Regions from separate parts of the Homo sapiens genome. Here region 2 is linked to region 1. The links are chromatin loops, found by intact Hi-C in ENCODE. Cell type or tissue: CD4-positive, alpha-beta T cell. All regions are shown on one strand. Links, peaks and the distances in the headings refer to the core of each region. The heading gives the core; the rest is flanking DNA. Region 1 overlaps SLC8A2 (solute carrier family 8 member A2). Region 2 holds the start of NOP53 (NOP53 ribosome biogenesis factor).

Region 1 (8,323 bases), core at 57-8,056:
CGGGGTTAGGACCATGTTAAGGTGAGAGTCACAGTGGAGGTGCTTTCCTGCTGGTGGGATCAGATTAGAATTAGAGTCAGATTTAGGTCAAAGCTAAAGTTGGACTTTGAGGTGAGTAATAGAGTTTGAGGAATTTAGGTTAGAATTGGGGCCAAGGTCAGAGATTGGAGTAAGAGTTAGGGCTAAGGTCAGTGGCTTGGAGATGGACAAAGTCATTTTGGAGTCAAGATCAGAATTGGGATCCGTGGTTAGGATTAGAGTTAGATTAAAGATTGTATTCGTTGGAGGAAGCAATACAAGCTGCTATAACAAACTGACCGACAAGTCACAGGGGCTTAACACAATAAAAGTTATTTCTTTACTGGGCACAATGCCTCATGTCTGTAATCCCAGCACTTTGAGAGGCCCAGGCGGGCGGATCACTTAAGGTCAGGAGTTCAAGACCAGCCTAACCAACATGGTGAAACCCTGTCTCTACTAAAAATACAAAAATTAGCCGGGCATGGTGGTGGGCACCTGTGATCCCACCTACTCAGGAGCCTAAGGCAGGAGAATCACTTGATCCTGGAAAGTGGAGGTTGCAGTGAGCCGAGATCGTGCCACTGCACTCCAGCCTGGGTGACAGAGCGAGACTCCATCTCAGAAAAGTAAGAAAGAGAGAGAGAGAGGGAGGGAGGGGAGGAAGGAAGGAAGGAAGGAAGGAAGAAAGGAAGGAAGGAGGGAGAAGAGAGAAAAAAAGTTATTTCTTGCTCAGGCAAAGTTGTTTTTTGTTTCTTTGTTTGTCTTTGTGAGACGGAGTTTTGCTCTCGTTGCCCAAGCTAGAGTGCAATGGTGCGATCTCGGCTCATGGCAACCTCCACCCCCCGGGGTTCAAGAGATTCTCCTGCCTCAGCCTCCCGAGTAGCTGGGATTACAGGCACCTGCCACCACACCTAGCTAATTTTTTTTGTATTTTTTAGTAGAGATGGGGTTTCACCATGTTGGCCAGGCTGGTCTCGAACTCCTGACCTCAGGTGATCCACCTGCCTTGGCCTCCTAAAGTGCTGGGATTACAGACATGAGCCACTGTACCTGGCCTCTCAGGCAAAGTTTTACGAGAGTGTTCCTAGTTGGTGGGTGGCTTTCTTCTGCCATGTGGCCATTCCATCTTGTGACTCCACTGTGCCAGGGAGCTTTGGCATTGTGGCTGGGTTTGCTGCTGGTGAACAGGGCAAGAGAGTTTCGAGGCTCACATGGGAGGTTTTCGGGGGCTAAGCCTGGAGGGACTGACCATCACTTCTGCCCACATTCTAGTGTCCATAACTCAGGCCGTGGCCACGCCCAGCTGCAAGGGAGGCTGGGAAATGTAGTTCAGCTCTTTGCCCAGGAAGGAGAGGAAACAGGTTCAGGTGAACACACTTCAGCTTCTGCCGTGTGGTCAAGCTCCTCATGAGTGATGGTGTCAGAGTTGGGAGTTGGGACTGAGGTTTGAGGTCAGGTGTAGGACTGGAGTTAGATCTGGAGATAGAGTGTGGGATTTGGCTTGGGGTTATTGATGCTCCAGGTTATGGTGAATGTTAGAGTCGGGATTAGGGTTTAGGGCTAGGGTTGTGCTGAGGTCAGATCCAGGGCTGAGGGTTGGGGTTTGGAGTCAGTGTTGATGACAGGCTTCCATTTGGGGCCACAGTGAGAGTCCAGCTCAGAGTTAGGGACCAGAATTAGGGTTGGGCTGCTGCTGGGCTTGGAGTCAGGGGTCAGCATACTTTGGGGAGAGAAGCGAGCTCAGGACCAGGATGTAGGTGGGTCTGGTTCCAAGATTTGTGCCAAAATCGGATGTCCTCCCCTTTCCTTACCATGTCAGCCACACTCTAGGATGTTTCCAGAAACTGGATGTAGAGACCAGGCCTCCCCTATCAGGGTGGCAACGATGATGATAATGTTGGTGATAATAATAAAGATAGTAACATGTATTGAATATTTATTGTGTGCCAGGCACTGTTCTAAGCACTTCACACGAATTAACTCATTTAAGTCTCACAACCACCCCATGAGGTAGGTACTAATTATTGTGCCCGTTTAACAGTTATGAAAACTAAGGCACAGAGAGGCTCAGGTATTGCCTAAAGTCTCACAGCCTCCACCATACGAACCCCAGAGCCCACCAACTAAAGATCATGAACCAACCCTTGGGAGCTGGACCTCAGGGTTGAAGGAGACGGTGGTCAGGTGGGAGGCTGGGAGGAGTCACCAAGGAGCTTCCCAGAGGAGAACAGATAGGCTTTCTCTAACTATGGGGACAGGTAGTAAAGGCGTCACAGGCCCAATTAGGTAGGTCTCCCAGGAGTCTAACCCCCACCCCTCATGCTGCAGGGGATGGGGACAGGAAGCTAACAGCCGAGGAGGAGGAGGCTCGGAGGATAGCAGAGATGGGCAAGCCAGTTCTTGGGGAGAACTGCCGGCTGGAGGTCATCATCGAGGAGTCATATGATTTTAAGGTGATTTTCCGGGGCCTCACCTTCCTGGAGTCCAGCCTGGTTCATTTCCTTGGGGAGGGTCCGGAAAGCGGGGAGCCACAAGGTTCCTAAGATCAAGCCAAAGAAGGGTCCCACGTCAGGACCACGGACAGCACATGCCTCCCTTTTCCTTGCTTGCCTTCAGAACGGGGGTGTGGAAAGTTGAGGACCCCTGGGCACAGGCTGTGAGCCCCCGACCCAGGACCCAACATGGAGCTTCCCTGGTTCGCTCAGGGGCAGTGACCTCTCCCCCACCCTCTCATCCCCAGAACACGGTGGATAAACTCATCAAGAAAACGAACTTGGCCTTGGTAATTGGGACCCATTCATGGAGGGAGCAGTTTTTAGAGGCAATTACGGTGAGCGCAGGTAAGTGGGGAGGGAGGAGAGAGAAGAGAGAAAGATGGAGAGACAGAGACACAGGGAAAGGGGGAGAAATGAATGGAGAGACAGGCACAAAGATAAACAGGCCGGGCGCGGTGGCTCATGCCTGGAATCCTGGCGCTTTGGGAGGGTGAGGCGGGAGGATTGCTTGAGGCCAGGAGTTTGAGGCTGCAATGAGCCATGATCGTGCCTCTGCACTCCAGCCTGGGCAACAGAGCAAGACGCTGTCTCTAAAAAAAATACAAGCAGGAGAGAGAGACACACAGAAATACACAGGGAGAATCAGAGAGACATGGAGAAGACATGAGACAGAATGAACGGTGCAAACTGAAATGGGCCGGGGAGAGGGAGAGGCAGGTAGATGAGGATACAGAAAGGGCAGAGAAGGGAGAGGTGGTGGCTGGAGCGGCTGGGAGGGTTTGTGTTTGGCTCTGGGCTGAACCGGGAGGGTTCCCAGCCTGGGCTTTCTCCCAGCATCAGGCATCAGGAGGGTGGGAACAGATTAAATGGTGTGGCCACCCCAGAGAGAGCCTGGGTTCCTCCGTTGCCCTGGAGACAGTCACCAGGGCACCGAGCTCTTTCCTACCTGCGCGGGTCACCACCCTCCTTGGCCTCAGACAGGCCCACACTGCCCCCTTGTGGCTAGAGACACTACGACACTTGTACCCACTGACGGTCTTGGAAGCCAACACTGGCCCTTTGTGATATGGACTGGGGAGACTGAGGCTCAGAGACAGAGGAGGGAGTGGCCTGAAGTCCCACAGGGAGTCCAGAAAAGGCCCGAGGTCGGAGCTCAGGGCTTCAATCTCTTACATAACATCAGGGTTAAGGCCCCAGCTCTTGGGGACTGAAGGCGTACATGGAATTGTGGTTGCAAAGAAACTGGGCGAGCAGGATCCAAAGAAACCAGGCTTAAGGGGATGGGAAAATACAAGGCAGCAGTCCTAGAAACACCAGACTGTTTGCCCAGTAGAAACAAAGTGGCATCTCCCTCTGAAGCCACATTCTTCTGACATACTTCTGAGGGATCTTCTGGGCCCGACCCTATGTGAGACATTGCCAGGGACACAGAAGTGATTTCTGGCCCTGTCATGGAGCTTACAGCCCAGTGCAGGAGACAGACATGTCACAAGACACAGACAACCCAGAGTAGGCAGGGCTGGGATGGGAGACCCGGAGGAAAGCCCTGATGCGGTTCCTAACCCAGCCTGAAAGTCAGGGAGGGCTTCCTGGAGGGGGTGGCTTCCCAGCTGAGTCTTCAAATGGGTAAAGATGTCAGCCAGGAGGAGGGAGAAGACAGGGAGAGTGTTTCAGGCAGAGGGAGAGCCAAGCACAGAAGCCCTGGAGTGTGCGAGATTATGGCACATTTTTTGGGTGGGTGCCTGGTGTTGGGCGGGAGGAAGAGGTACCAGGATGAGGCTGGAAATCGGCACATTTCTACACTGCTCCTTGTGGACCACAGTAGGGAGCTTGGGTGGCATTTGAACACACTGGGGAGCCATGGAGGGTTTTGAATGGGGGAAGCCCCTGGGGCTAGAGAGAGCTTGTGGGAGGAAAGTGGAGAGGGTGTGGGTAGAGGCTGTAGAAACTAGCAGTAGAGGCTGGGTGCGGTGGCTCACGCCTGTAATCCTAGCACTTTGGGAGGCCGAGGCAGGTGGATCACCTGAGGTCAGGAGTTCGAGACCAGCCTGACCAACATGGAGAAACCCCGTCTCTACTAAAAATACAAAATTAGCCGGGCATGGTGGCCTGCGCCTGTAATCCTAGGTACTCAGGAGGCTGAGGCAGGAGAATCGCTTGAACCTGGGAGGCAGAGGTTGCGGTGAGCCGAGATAGCACCATTGCACTCCAGCCTGGGCAACAAAGCGAAACTCCGTCTAAAAAAAAAAAAAAAAACGAAGAAAAGAAACTAGCAGGAGACGGGCCCTGCAGAGGCTCCTTTGAGGTTCATTCCACGAACAACGGGGAGATGGCAAGGGGCTCTTTGAGCTTCGGAGCATTTCCTTCCTCTGGGGACTTAGTGGAGACGGAGGATGAGGCGGAACTGAAACGAGGTGGGAGGTGGCGGTCGTAGAGACCCAGCGTACATCGTGCTGTGGGTTTATAGAAACCAGGTGGTTAGATCAGGTGATTAGATCGGGGTGGAGGAAGAATAACAACATAACAATAATAATAACTGTAATAATAATCCTGATTATGACAACGGTGACCCTATCATGTCTTTTTTTTTTGAGATATGTAGTCTCTGTCATCCAGGCTGGAGTGTAGTGGTGTGATCTCGGCTCACTGCAGCCTCCTCAGCCTCCTCCTCCTGGGTTCAAGCGATCCTCCTGACTCAGCCTCCTGAGTAGCTGGGATTACAGGCACCCACCACCATGTCTGGCTAAGTTTTGTATTTTTAGTAGAGATGGGATTTCACCATGTTGGCCGGACTGGTCTTGAACTCCTGACCTCAAGTGATCTGCCCACATCCGCCTCCCAAAGTGCTGGGATTACAGGTGTAAGCTACTGTGCCCAGCTGACCCTATCGTGTCTTGAGTGCCAGGCATGGTTGGAAATTTATTTCCTGTGTGAACTCATTTTAATTAATGTATCCTCAGTGTCTGGATCAGAGCTTGGTCACTTTGCACTTTGTTCAGCACGTGCCTTTTGGTTCTTTGCTGTGCGAGCACAGAGCTGCTGGAGGGGTGAGGGAGAAGGGTAGTCCTCACTCCCTTAGGAGATGAGTCGGGTCCCATCTTGTCGCAGAGCTTTTGTACTTCCTTTACCTCCCTTCCTACTGTAAGCTCCTTGTGGGCTGGACTTGGCATGGAGCATCTTTGAATTTCCCCCAGGCACCAAAAAAGGCCTTCAATCATAACAATCGAAACAACAGTAATAACGCTGGAGGTGTCCGAGACCGTTGACAGCACTTTACATGAACCAACTCATTCTGTCATCACAAGTTTCCCATGAAGCAGGTCCAATTATTTATCACAGATAGGCACCCAGAAGCCCAGAGAGGTGAGGACACTGATTCAGGATCACACAGTGGATCCAGGGTTGGACACCAGAGAGGTGACTTCAGAGTGACAGGCATAACCACGAGCCTCCCTGTAGAGGGGAGCAGCTGGGGAAGTCAGCTGAGGCCAGAGTCCGCAGAATGCCAAGCCTAGGCATGTGGGCCTGGGTTTGAAGGTAGTACAAGAACCAAGGAAGGATTTGAAGCAGGGCAGGCAGAAGCCTCAACTGACATAGTGATGCGGTAATAGCAGCCACCTCTCTCCCAAAGAGCGTGGCCTCCCTGCTCTGACCTCAGCCATGTCTTACATCAGTTAGGGATGCGTTCAGCAGTGACTGGTCAGGAGCTACGTTCGTTCTCATGAGCATCCTTCCAGATGTAATGCGTGCCACACACAAGTGTGCTCATTGATTCTCATTCATTGCTTTATACTAATCAGCTTAGGGTGAGGTAAACAAAACACTGCCTTAGGGCTTTCAGGTTATAAAAGCCACTGCAGGTCGGCTGGGCACGGTGGCCGACACCTGTAATCCCAAAACTTTGGGAGGCCTAGGAGGGCAGATCAGTTGAGGCCAGGAGTTTAAGACCAGCCTGGCCAACATGGCGAAATCCCATCTCTAGTAAAAATACAAAAAAATCAGCCAGGTGGGGTGGTGCACACCTGTGATTCCAGCTACTCAGTAGACTGAGGCATGAGAATCACTCGAACTCAGGAGGCGGAGGTTACAGTAAGCTGAGATCACACTACTGCCTTGGTAACGGAGGGAGGCTCTGTCTCAAAAAAAAAAAAAAGTCACTGCAGGTCAAAAGCTGGTCAAATTAGGTCACAATAGGTGATACAGCTCTAAGCATGAGGCATCATTTACAAAGCTCAGAAAACACATCTGTAACCCAATGCCCACATCAGGAAAGCCAGGGCTTTCCAGAAACCCTCTGTTTATATCTCATTGGCAGACTGGGTCAGATAGTCACTCACAGGAGGAATTCTGGCAAAACAAGTATTTAGCCAGGGACATGGCAACTGCCAACTGCAAGGGATTCTGGGAAAGTGAATACCATATTTTTATCTGAGGCCATAGCTGTTGCTAGTCTCAAGGGATTCTAGGAAAGTGATTAATTTTGGCTGGGTATATAGCCCTCTAGCTGCAAGGGATTCTGGGAAAGTGAGTACATTTAGTGGAGACTGTGGCTCTGGTTAGCTGCAGTGAATCTGAGGAAGTGAATACTTCTAGCTGTGGACTGGCTTTCAGCAGCTGTGAAGGCTTCTGGGAAAATGAATAATTTTAGCTAGGGGTATGGCTGTCCCTGGCAGCAAACGGTCTTGGGGAACTGGATGTTTTTAGCTGGGCAGATGTGGCTTCCTCTAGCTTCAAGGGATTCTGGGAAAGTAACTGTTTTTAGCATTGACTTGGCCACATTTAGGTGCAAGCAGTTCCGGGAAACTAAATATTTTTCACCTGGGTCCATTCATGCTCCTAGCTTCAAGGGATTCTGGGAAAGTAATGGGTTTTAGCTGCTGACTTGGCCACATTTAGGTGCAAGGGATTCTGGGAAAATAAATATTTGTCACCTGGGCCCATTCACACTCCTAGCTTCAAAGGATGCAGGGAAAGTAACTGTTTTTAGCTGCTGACATGGCCACACTTAGGTGCAAGGGATTCTGGGAAAGTAAAATTTTTTTACCTGGACTCAGTCATGCCCCTAGCTCCAAGGGATTCTATGGAAGTAACTGTTTTTACTGCTGACTTAGCCATATTTAGATCCAAAGGATTCTGGGAAAGTAAATATTTTTCACCTGGGCCCAATCAAGCTCCTAGCTTCAAGGGATTCTGGGAAAGTAACTGTTTTTAGCAGTTGACTTGGCCACAGGTAGGTGCAAGGGATTCTGGGAAAGAAGTTCATTCAATGGGACTTGCTGTCAGGAAGTTAGACAAAATGGGGCCTCTGTAGGCAAGGAAGGAAGTCTGAGTGTATGCCCCAGCTGGGTCGTGTGCCCACAGGGGACGAGGAGGAGGAGGAGGACGGGTCCCGGGAGGAGCGGCTGCCGTCGTGCTTTGACTACGTGATGCACTTCCTGACGGTGTTCTGGAAGGTGCTCTTCGCCTGTGTGCCCCCCACCGAGTACTGCCACGGCTGGGCCTGCTTTGGTGTCTCCATCCTGGTCATCGGCCTGCTCACCGCCCTCATTGGGGACCTCGCCTCCCACTTCGGCTGCACCGTTGGCCTCAAGGACTCTGTCAATGCTGTTGTCTTCGTTGCCCTGGGCACCTCCATCCCTGGTAACACCCTGGGAGACTTTGGTGGGGTAGGATCTCAGATGAGCCAGGCAGGGGCAACACAGGATCCTGCCAAAATGAGGTGGGTGGAGTCACACAGCGCCCATGTGGTGGGTCTCAGAGAAATACGGAGGTGGGGCATAATAGAAGCCAGGCAGCGGGTCCCCTAG
Region 2 (8,263 bases), core at 1-8,000, 310 kb before region 1:
ACACCACAAAAGCCTCTCCTCACCTTTTTCCTTGGAGCCAGTGTCCACGAAGAAGAGTTTTTCATTTGGGGCCTCTGACAACAAGCCACTGGGGGACAGAAATGCAGAACATCAGCCAGAGATGTTGGAGAGGAAAGAGATTTAACCTGGCAGGTCCAGCCTTCATCTTCCGCTTAGTCAAGTCCCGCCACCGGACTCTTCCAGGCTAAGGCTTCGCCCAGCAGTTTACAGAACTTAGTATTTAGGAAGGACTGCCAGGCGCAGTGGCTCACGCCTGTAATCCCAGCACTTTGGGAGGCCCAGGCGGGTGGCTCACCTGAGGTCAGGAGTTCAAGAGCAGCCTGGCCAACATGGTGAAACCCTGCCTTTACTAAAAATACAAAAATTAGGCTGGGTGTGGTGGCTCACACCTGTAATCTTAGCACCTTAGGGGGCCGGGGCGGGTGGATCACCTAAGGTCAGGAGTTCAAGACCAGCCTGGCCTGTAACATGGCAAAACCCTGTCTCTACTAAAAATACAAAAATTAGCCGGACGTGGTGGTGCATGCCTGTAATCCCAGCTACTTGGGAGGCTGAAGCAGGAGAATCACTTGAACCCAGGAGGCAGAGGTTGCAGTGAGCCGAGATCGTGCCATTGCACTCCAGCCTGGACTACAGAGAAAGACTCCGTCTCAAAAAAAAAAGAAAAAAGAAAAGAAAAGAAAAATAGCCGAGCGTGGTGGCGCCCGCCTGTAATCCCAGCTACTAAGGAGCTGAGGCAGGAGAATCGCTTGAGCCTGGGAGGCGGAGGTTGCGGTGAGCTGAGATCGCGCCTACTCCAGCCTGGGCGATAGAGCGAGACTCCGTCTGAAAAACATATATATATACATATATATACACACACACATATACACATATATATATACACACATATACACATATATATACACACACATATATACATACACACACACACATATTTAGAAAACAGCAAGCTAAGGTGGATGCATGGAACGTATTTATGCTAAAAATTATTCATTGTTTACCTAAAATCCAAATTTAATTGAGCGTCCTGTATATTTATCTGCTAAATCTGGTAACTCTATCAAGCTCTCCAGCTTCCCATGCTGAGTCCCCTGCCCATGCTCTCCATTTCCTCGGCGGTCCCCGGGACAGGAGCCCCCAACCCCCGACCCCCGACCCCCGACCCCCGACGAGTCCACGCAAGCACGCCTGGCCTTGCACCTGGGCGCAGGAACCGTCCCACCTCCCGGAAGTCCCGCCCAACGTACCCGCTCGTGCGCTCCTGTAGCCGCACGTCTTCCAGGAACTGGTCAACCTCCAGCCCCAGCGGCTCCTGAGCAAGCCGCCGCCAGCCCCGCTTCTTATTTCTTGGGCCTCGCCGCCGCCGCCTCAGCGCTGGGTCCACCGAAGTGGGCCGCAGCCCCAGGAAACCAGAATCGGCATCGCTTTTCGAGCTGCGCTTCCCACCAACGCCACTGCCTCCTGCCGCCATCTTGTCAAAGGAAGAACTCAGCCACTGGCGTCCCAAAAAGCCCCTTTGCAGCGTGCGCGCGCAGATTTCCCACCCTCTTCCGTGACGTACTTCCTGTGGCAGCCATATTTATAAAGTGACTGGAGTTGCCAGGAGGCTGCCATCTTGGTAAAGGATAAATGGCTCCTCCTTCCTCCATTCTTTACAGCGGGATCTGAAGATTCCTAACGGCGGCGGGTGGTAGGAAAGAGACGGGAAGGTTGCAGGTTCTTAGCTTTCGCCCTTAAGCGAACACCTTTCCCGGCCGCCTGGGGTCTTTGCTCAAACTGATTTTTTTCTTTAATAGATAAGGTCTCACTTTGTTGCCCCCAGGCTGGAGTGCAGTGGAAGGGTAATGGCTCACTGCAGCCTCCAACTCCTAAGCTCAGGGATTCTCCTACCTCAGCCTCCCGAGTAGCTGCGACCACAGAAGGGTGCATCCGCACCTGGCTAATTTTTTATTTTTATTTTTTGTAGAAATGGAGCCTCCCCATGTTGCCCAGGCTGGTCTCAAACATCTGGTTTCAAGTGATCCTCCTTCCTAGGCCTCCCAAAGCGCTGGGATTACAGGCTCACACCACCACTCCCGGTCCAAACTGATGTGTGTGTGTTTTTTTTTAAGAGACAAAGGTCTCACTATGTTGTCCAGGCTGGTCTTGAACCCCTGGGCTCAAGTGATTCTCCCTCCTCAGCCTCCGAAAATGCTAGGATTACAGATGTGAGCCACCATGCTCGGCCTGATTATTTTTTAATCTCGTTTTCTTAGAAAGTCAGAACCGTCAGTGGCAGATTCCGCACAACACACATTCCAATCTCAGAAGTTTTGTCCTCTCAAATGTTCCAATCCTAGGATCTTAGAAATCAAGTAACTTTCGGAATATCAAAGTTGGAAGCACAGAACATTAGAGGAATGTTAGAAACATACACTTTTAGGACCCTAGAAGTGCAGACTCAGAATCATTCATCTTGAGCGGGCTACTTCACTGTGCCTCAGTTTCCTCATCTGTAAAATAAAGATGATAACAGTACATCTGCGTCATAAGTCATGCAGAAGATTAAACATATGTAAAGCGCTTAAGGCTGCGTCTGGCATCTGAGTGTTAGCTATTGTTACTGCCTTGCCCTCTGAGGCTTCATCTTAGAATCAACTCATCTTTGTCATTTACAAATAAGGAAGGAAGCTCAGAGGCTCTTGGGCCCTGGCAGCCATTCAAAGGGATCCATGGCAGGGCGTGGTGATTCACGCCTCTAATCCCAGCACTTTGGGAGGCCGATGCAGGAGGATCGCTTGAGCCCAGGAATTCAAGACCAGCCTGGGCAACATAGTGAGATCCTGTGTCTGCCAAAAATTTAAAAATTAGCCAGGCGTGATGGTGTGCGCCTGTAGTCCCAGGTACTCGGGAGGCTGAGGTGGGAGGATCGCTTGAGCCCAGGAGTTGGAGGGTGCAGTGAGCCGTGATTGCACCATTGCACTCCAGCCTGGGTGACAGAGCAAGACCCTGTCTCAAAAACAAAACAATCAAATCAAAGGAATCCAGGCCTCATAAAAGCCACTCTGGACTCATAAAGGAAAAAGGCACAGAGAGGGCAGGCGACACACGCATGGTCACACAGCGAAATTCAACTGGATCCTTGCGCAGAGCGTTGGAAAGGTGACAGGCCCTAAAGGTGACAGGCCCTGGATCGCAGCCCCGAGACCTGAGCGCCGAATCACCTGGGCAGGGATTTTGGCGACCACAGCCTATCTGTTTTCTGAGCGTCCGCCAGGGGGCGCCGCGAGCCGCGAAACTGGGCCCGCGTGGGCGGGATGAGTGCGCGGCCAGCGTGTCCCGGGACGCCGTGGGTGTGGCCTGGATGTGAGTGCGCGGGACTCGGCGCGCACGGTGCGCTGCCCAGCTCTGGCCAAGAGTCCCCGGTGCGTGAGCGCGCGCACACTCCTGGCAGCCCGTGTGGGCAAGGTCACCACTTCCCCAACCAGAAACCAGCGTGTTCCTGGTGTTACGCGTCGGGAGTTATGTACCCAGGTTGTGCAAGGGCACGTTGCCGGGCAGGGCGGGAGCTGGGAGAGCACTTCGTGCCCGAATACACACACACACACACACACACACACACACACACACACACCCCGCGCGCGCCCCAGGGCTTGGTTCCCAGGCCCCCGCCGCGGGAGGTGGGAGGAAGGGATGTCCCGGGGGGAGGGCCCCAGAGTCACTTTTCCTCGGAAAATATGCCGTTCTGGCCCCCAGCCCAGGCCTGAGTCACCAGGCCTCGCTGCATTGAGTCACGGACTCCACCCCGCCCCTGAGAGCACGGAAGGGGGCCTCCCCCCACCCCAAATCCTGCCCAGGTCTCTCTTTCCCTGGGGGAGGGCGGGCGATCCCTGTCCCAAGCCAGCCTCACTGCCACATGGGAAGAAGCCTTGGCTTTATTCGCTCTGTGGGGACACTGTTCCGTTCAGAGGCCCCTCCCAGCCATGGGGTGGGGGACAGTGGTGGGCGTGGGAATCCCAGCGAGCATCCTGGAGGGTGCGTCGTCTCCATGTATTTTGCTCTTCCCCATCTTTTCCATGGGGTCCCCTGCCAGGGTCAAGCACTAATATGTGGTGAAGGCAGCAAACAGCGTCGGCGTCCCTTTAGGGGTGGGGAGAGGGCTGTAGCACCAAGAACCCCCTCCCCCGCCCACGACATCCCTGAAAAGGAGACTAAAATAAAGCCCCGGGGCCTTTCTACGTAGGGGCTCCACTTAAATATGGAATGGTGGTAGGCAGAGAGGCGGTGGCCCAGCAATCCTTAAGTCCAGATTACCAGCTGTGGGGAGGCTTCCAGGGGGCCAGGAGCAGGCTGGGCAGTTCCAGCCACAGACACGTGGGTGGAGGACGGAAATATCTCCAAGGGGGCACAGTATCAGAGGAGCAGGATGGAAGGGGCTTTTCTGCCTGCTACGGGATCCTTTTTAAAGAAATGGGTGTGAAGCCGGGCACGGTGGCTCATGCCTGTAATCCCATCACTTTGGGAGGCCAAGGCGAGCAGATCACCTGAGATGCGGAGTTCGAGACCAGCCTGGCCAACATGGTGAAACCCCGTCTCTACTCAAATACAAAAATTAGCTGGGCGTGGTGGCGCGTGCCTGCAGTCCCAGCTACTCAGGAGGCTGAGGCACGAGAATCACTTCAACCCAGGAGGTGGAGGTTGCAGTGAGCTGAGATCTCACCACTGCACTCCAGCCTGGGCGACAGAGCAAGATTCTATCAAAAAAGAAAGAAAGGACAGGACAGGAAAGGGAAGGGGTGTGGACAGAACTGGGGGCAAAAACAAAAAAGAAGGAAGGAAGGAAAGAAAGAAATGGGTATGGGCAGAATTGGGGGCAAAAACAAAAAAGAAGGAAGGAAGGAAAGAAAAGAAGGAAGGAAGGAAGGAAATAAATGGGTGTGGGCAGAATTGGGGGCTTTCCCCGAGCAAGGGAAGGGGCTGCGGAGGGGCCCATCTGAGGAAGCAGTAGGTGTGTCTCCCCTCTGAGCCCCCCATGGTCCCGAGACCTGAGGATGTGATGGAGCCGGTTGAGGGTGTTGCCTGGCTGGGCAGGAGGAAGCGGAGCAGAAGGGGGTCTGTTTATCTGCTAGTCATTTCAGCCACAGGGCTGCTCAGCCAGGGGAGGGGCTGGGGGCCCTGCCAGGAATTAGTGTGTGTTTGCGTGACTGTGTAGGTGCCCTCTCCTGGGAACGTCACCTTCCATGAGGGCAGATGTATTTGTCTATTTTGTTCTCTATGGTAATGCCCAGTGCCTAGAACAGGGCTGGGCACATAGTAGGTGCTCAATAAATATTTGAATGAATGACGGATGGATGGATGCCTGCGTGTGCCAGTGTGTGTGTGATGTGCCTAAGTGAACGTGAGGCTGGAGGTGTGAAGGGCGGACAGAGAAGCCTTGTCCCTCCCGTGGTCCCCTCTAAATGCTTCCACCGGGGTGTCTGGCGGTAGTGAGGAGGGAGACCCCCGGTCCTTACAGCTGGGCAGGGAGGGCAGGCAGGGCGTGTGTGAGCCGGAGCAGGGGTGTGCGTGCAGCCGACTGGAGCTGGGGAGCCACAGCAGGGCCATGGGAGGGGGGCCGGCTCACTCGGCGGAGCCCTTGTGGCGTCGCTTGGAGGGTGGCACCAGGCGACGGGGCAGGTTGGCGGGCAGCCCGTGGCCTTCCAGCTTGGCCTCGATGAGGTGGCTGGCCAGCGCGAACTCCTCATCATCCAGCATGCCGTCGCGGTCCACATCGCTGAGCTTCCAGATGCGCCCCAGCACTGAGTTGGGGAGCTTGGTCCCCACCATCCAGGTCTTGGCCTTGGAGCCGCTCAGCTTGCCGTCGGCAGGCGCCAGGTTGTAGAAGATCTCGTCGTATTTGGACTTGTCCTTGGTCACCACCCACTCGGCCTCGTCGTCCGAGCCCTCCTCGCCGTCCTCCATGGCCTCGTCAGGTCCCCGCTCCACAAACGGGCCCATGTGGGTGCCCTCAAAAGCGCCCCCCTGCACGCCCACCTCGGTGCTCTCCAGCTCCTCCTGCCGCAGCAGGGGCATGAGCTTGGCGATGTCGTGCGTCAGCATCTCGTCCAGTGCCTCTAGCAGCTTCGGCTTCAGCGAGTGAAACTTGGTGAAGTCGTGCGCCATCAGCAGCTCCTGTGGTGGGGGACAGGGGCACCCAGAATTCAAGCGGCGCCATCCCTGAGGCCCTCAGGCTGCAAGGTGGTATCAGGACACTGGAGAAGCTCGGGGGTAGCTGTTGTGGGGTTTTTTTACTGTTGTTTGTTTTGAGACAGAGTCTTGCTCTTGTTGCCCAGGCTGGAGTGCAAATGGCACAATCTCGGCTCACTGCAACGTCCGCCTTCCGGTTTCAAGCGATTCTCCTGCCTCAGCCTCCCAAGTAGCTGGGATTACAGGCATGCGCCACCATGCCCAGCTAATTTTTGTAATTTTAATAGAGACAGCGTTTCACCATGTTGGCCAGGCTGGTCTCGAACTCCTGACCTCATGATTCGCCCGCCTCAGCCTCCCAATGCTGGGATTACAGGCATGAGCCACCGCGCCCAGCCATTTTTGTTTTGTTTTGTTTTGTTTTTTTTTGACAGGGTCTCGCTCTGTCACTTAGGCTAGAGTGCAGTGGTGCCAACATAGCTCACTGCAGCTTCCAACTCCCAGCCTCAAACGATCCTCTGGCCTCAGTCTCCCAAGTAGCTGGGACCACAGGCACACACCACCCACCCAGCTAAATTTTTGTGATCCTCCCTCCTCAGCCCCCGCAATTCGCTGGGACTATAGGTGTGCGCCACTACGCCCAACTAGTTTTAAAAATTTTTTGTAGAGACCAAGTCTTGCTATGTTGCCCAGGCTGGTCTCGAACTCCTGAGCTCAAGCCATCCTCCCACCGCAACCTCCTAAAGTGCTGGGATTGCAGGTGTGAGCCACTGTACCCAGCCAGAGTGGCAGCTCTTTACTGACACATGCAGAAGTATTTGAACATCTGAACAACCTGTTCCGCTCGGGCACCCACCAATGAGAAGATACTTGGGCAACAAGGTCCCAGAGGCTTTCTCCTGTGCCCCAGAATTACTGGAGGGTGGGGAGGCTGGGGCCCCTCTGATGAGTGAGAGCAGCGGCCCTTTGCCAGCTAGCAGAGAAGGATTTCAATATTTTCGCATCAAGTATAGCTTTCTCAGAGCATCCACACCAGCCTAGAACCCTAACCGCCCTCTACCCAACTCCAGCTGCCCAGCCAGCACGTACAACATTAAAAGTTAAAAAAAAAAAAACTCAGCAGGCTTGGGTGGCTCACACTTGTAATCCCAGCACTTTGGGAGGCTGAGGTGGGAGAATCACTTGAGCCCAGGAGTGCAAGACCAGCCTGGACAACATGGCAAAACCCTATTTCTTTTCTTTTCTTTCCTTTTTTTTTTTTTTTTTTTGACGAGTTTCGCTCTGTCACCCAGGCTGGAGTGCAATGGCGCGATCTCAGCTCACCGCAACCTCCGTCTCATGGGTTCAAGCGATTCTCCTGGCTCAGACTCCCAAGTAGCTGGGATTACAGGCGCCTACCACCATGCCCAGCTGATTTTCATATTTTTAGTAGAGATGGGGTTTCGCCATGTTGGCCAGGCTGGTCTCGAACTCCTGACCTCAGGCAATCTGCCCACCTCGGCCTCCCAAAGTGCTGGGATTACAGGCATGAGCCACTGCACCTGGCCTCAAAACCCTATTTCTTAAAAAAAAAAAAAAAAAAAAAAAAAAATTAAAAATTAGCCAGGTGTGGTGGTGCACGCCTGCAGTCCCAACTACTTTGGGAGGCTGAGACAGAATCTCTTGAACCCCAGGAGACAGAGGTTGCAGTGAGCGAAGATAGCACCACACTGTACTCCAGCCTGGGTGACAGAGCAAGACCCTGTCTCAAAACAAAAAAGTGTGCAGGGGGGGAGAGAAAAAAGAAAGTTAAGAAAGCTTAATTCCTGTCACAGTGCTACCACACCACACAGAAAGGACTGAGTGGCTGGCTGCCAAATTTGGAGGTGAGATTTGAGATGATCAGATCATCAGGGGTTCCTGGGACCACCCCCTCCCCACCGAAGAAGTCACTTTGGGGTGTAGGGGTGGACTTGGCGTCACACTGCTTCTCACACGGGCTACTCTAAGTGGCCCAGACTGCACCAGGACAGTCTCTGCGAAAATGGATTCCTTTCACAGCCCTATGTGAATTTCCTGAGCCAAGGCAGAGAGG

The links. Peaks named below come from ENCODE experiments on the same cell type or tissue, not always from the same donor. Only the 100,000 strongest peaks of a DNase experiment are listed, where the experiment ranks them.
Region 2: a loop joins it to region 1, with 9 times the contacts of the local background. A loop is called at or near these places in 9 of 110 quality-filtered maps.

The regions. Positions count from the first base shown.
Region 1 is chr19:47,432,000-47,440,322 of GRCh38, reverse strand. It overlaps SLC8A2 (solute carrier family 8 member A2), which reads left to right. Exons shown (of 10, transcript NM_015063.3): 7 at 2,350-2,474; 8 at 2,762-2,861; 9 at 7,878-8,156. Among named protein-coding and RNA genes, the nearest start is that of MEIS3, 17 kb to the right of the region's middle. RefSeq lists an enhancer at 3,228-3,729. In CD4-positive, alpha-beta T cell, for the core only: a CTCF peak has its summit at 3,536 (motif pointing left); DNase peaks (open chromatin) are centred at 2,632, 3,482 and 4,892; H3K4me3 peaks cover 390 bases; H3K27me3 peaks cover 1,192 bases.
Region 2 is chr19:47,738,792-47,747,054 of GRCh38, reverse strand. It overlaps EHD2 (EH domain containing 2), which reads right to left. Exons shown (of 6, transcript NM_014601.4): 6 at 3,921-6,174. The coding sequence ends at 5,623. It overlaps NOP53 (NOP53 ribosome biogenesis factor), which reads right to left and starts at 1,509. Exons shown (of 13, transcript NM_015710.5): 1 at 1,272-1,509; 2 at 24-88. The coding sequence starts at 1,495. RefSeq lists enhancers at 316-816, 1,237-1,626 and a silencer at 3,191-3,300. In CD4-positive, alpha-beta T cell, for the core only: CTCF peaks have their summits at 3,051 and 3,258 (motif pointing right); DNase peaks (open chromatin) are centred at 1,264, 1,554, 3,344 and 3,774; H3K4me3 peaks cover 2,380 bases; H3K27ac peaks cover 438 bases.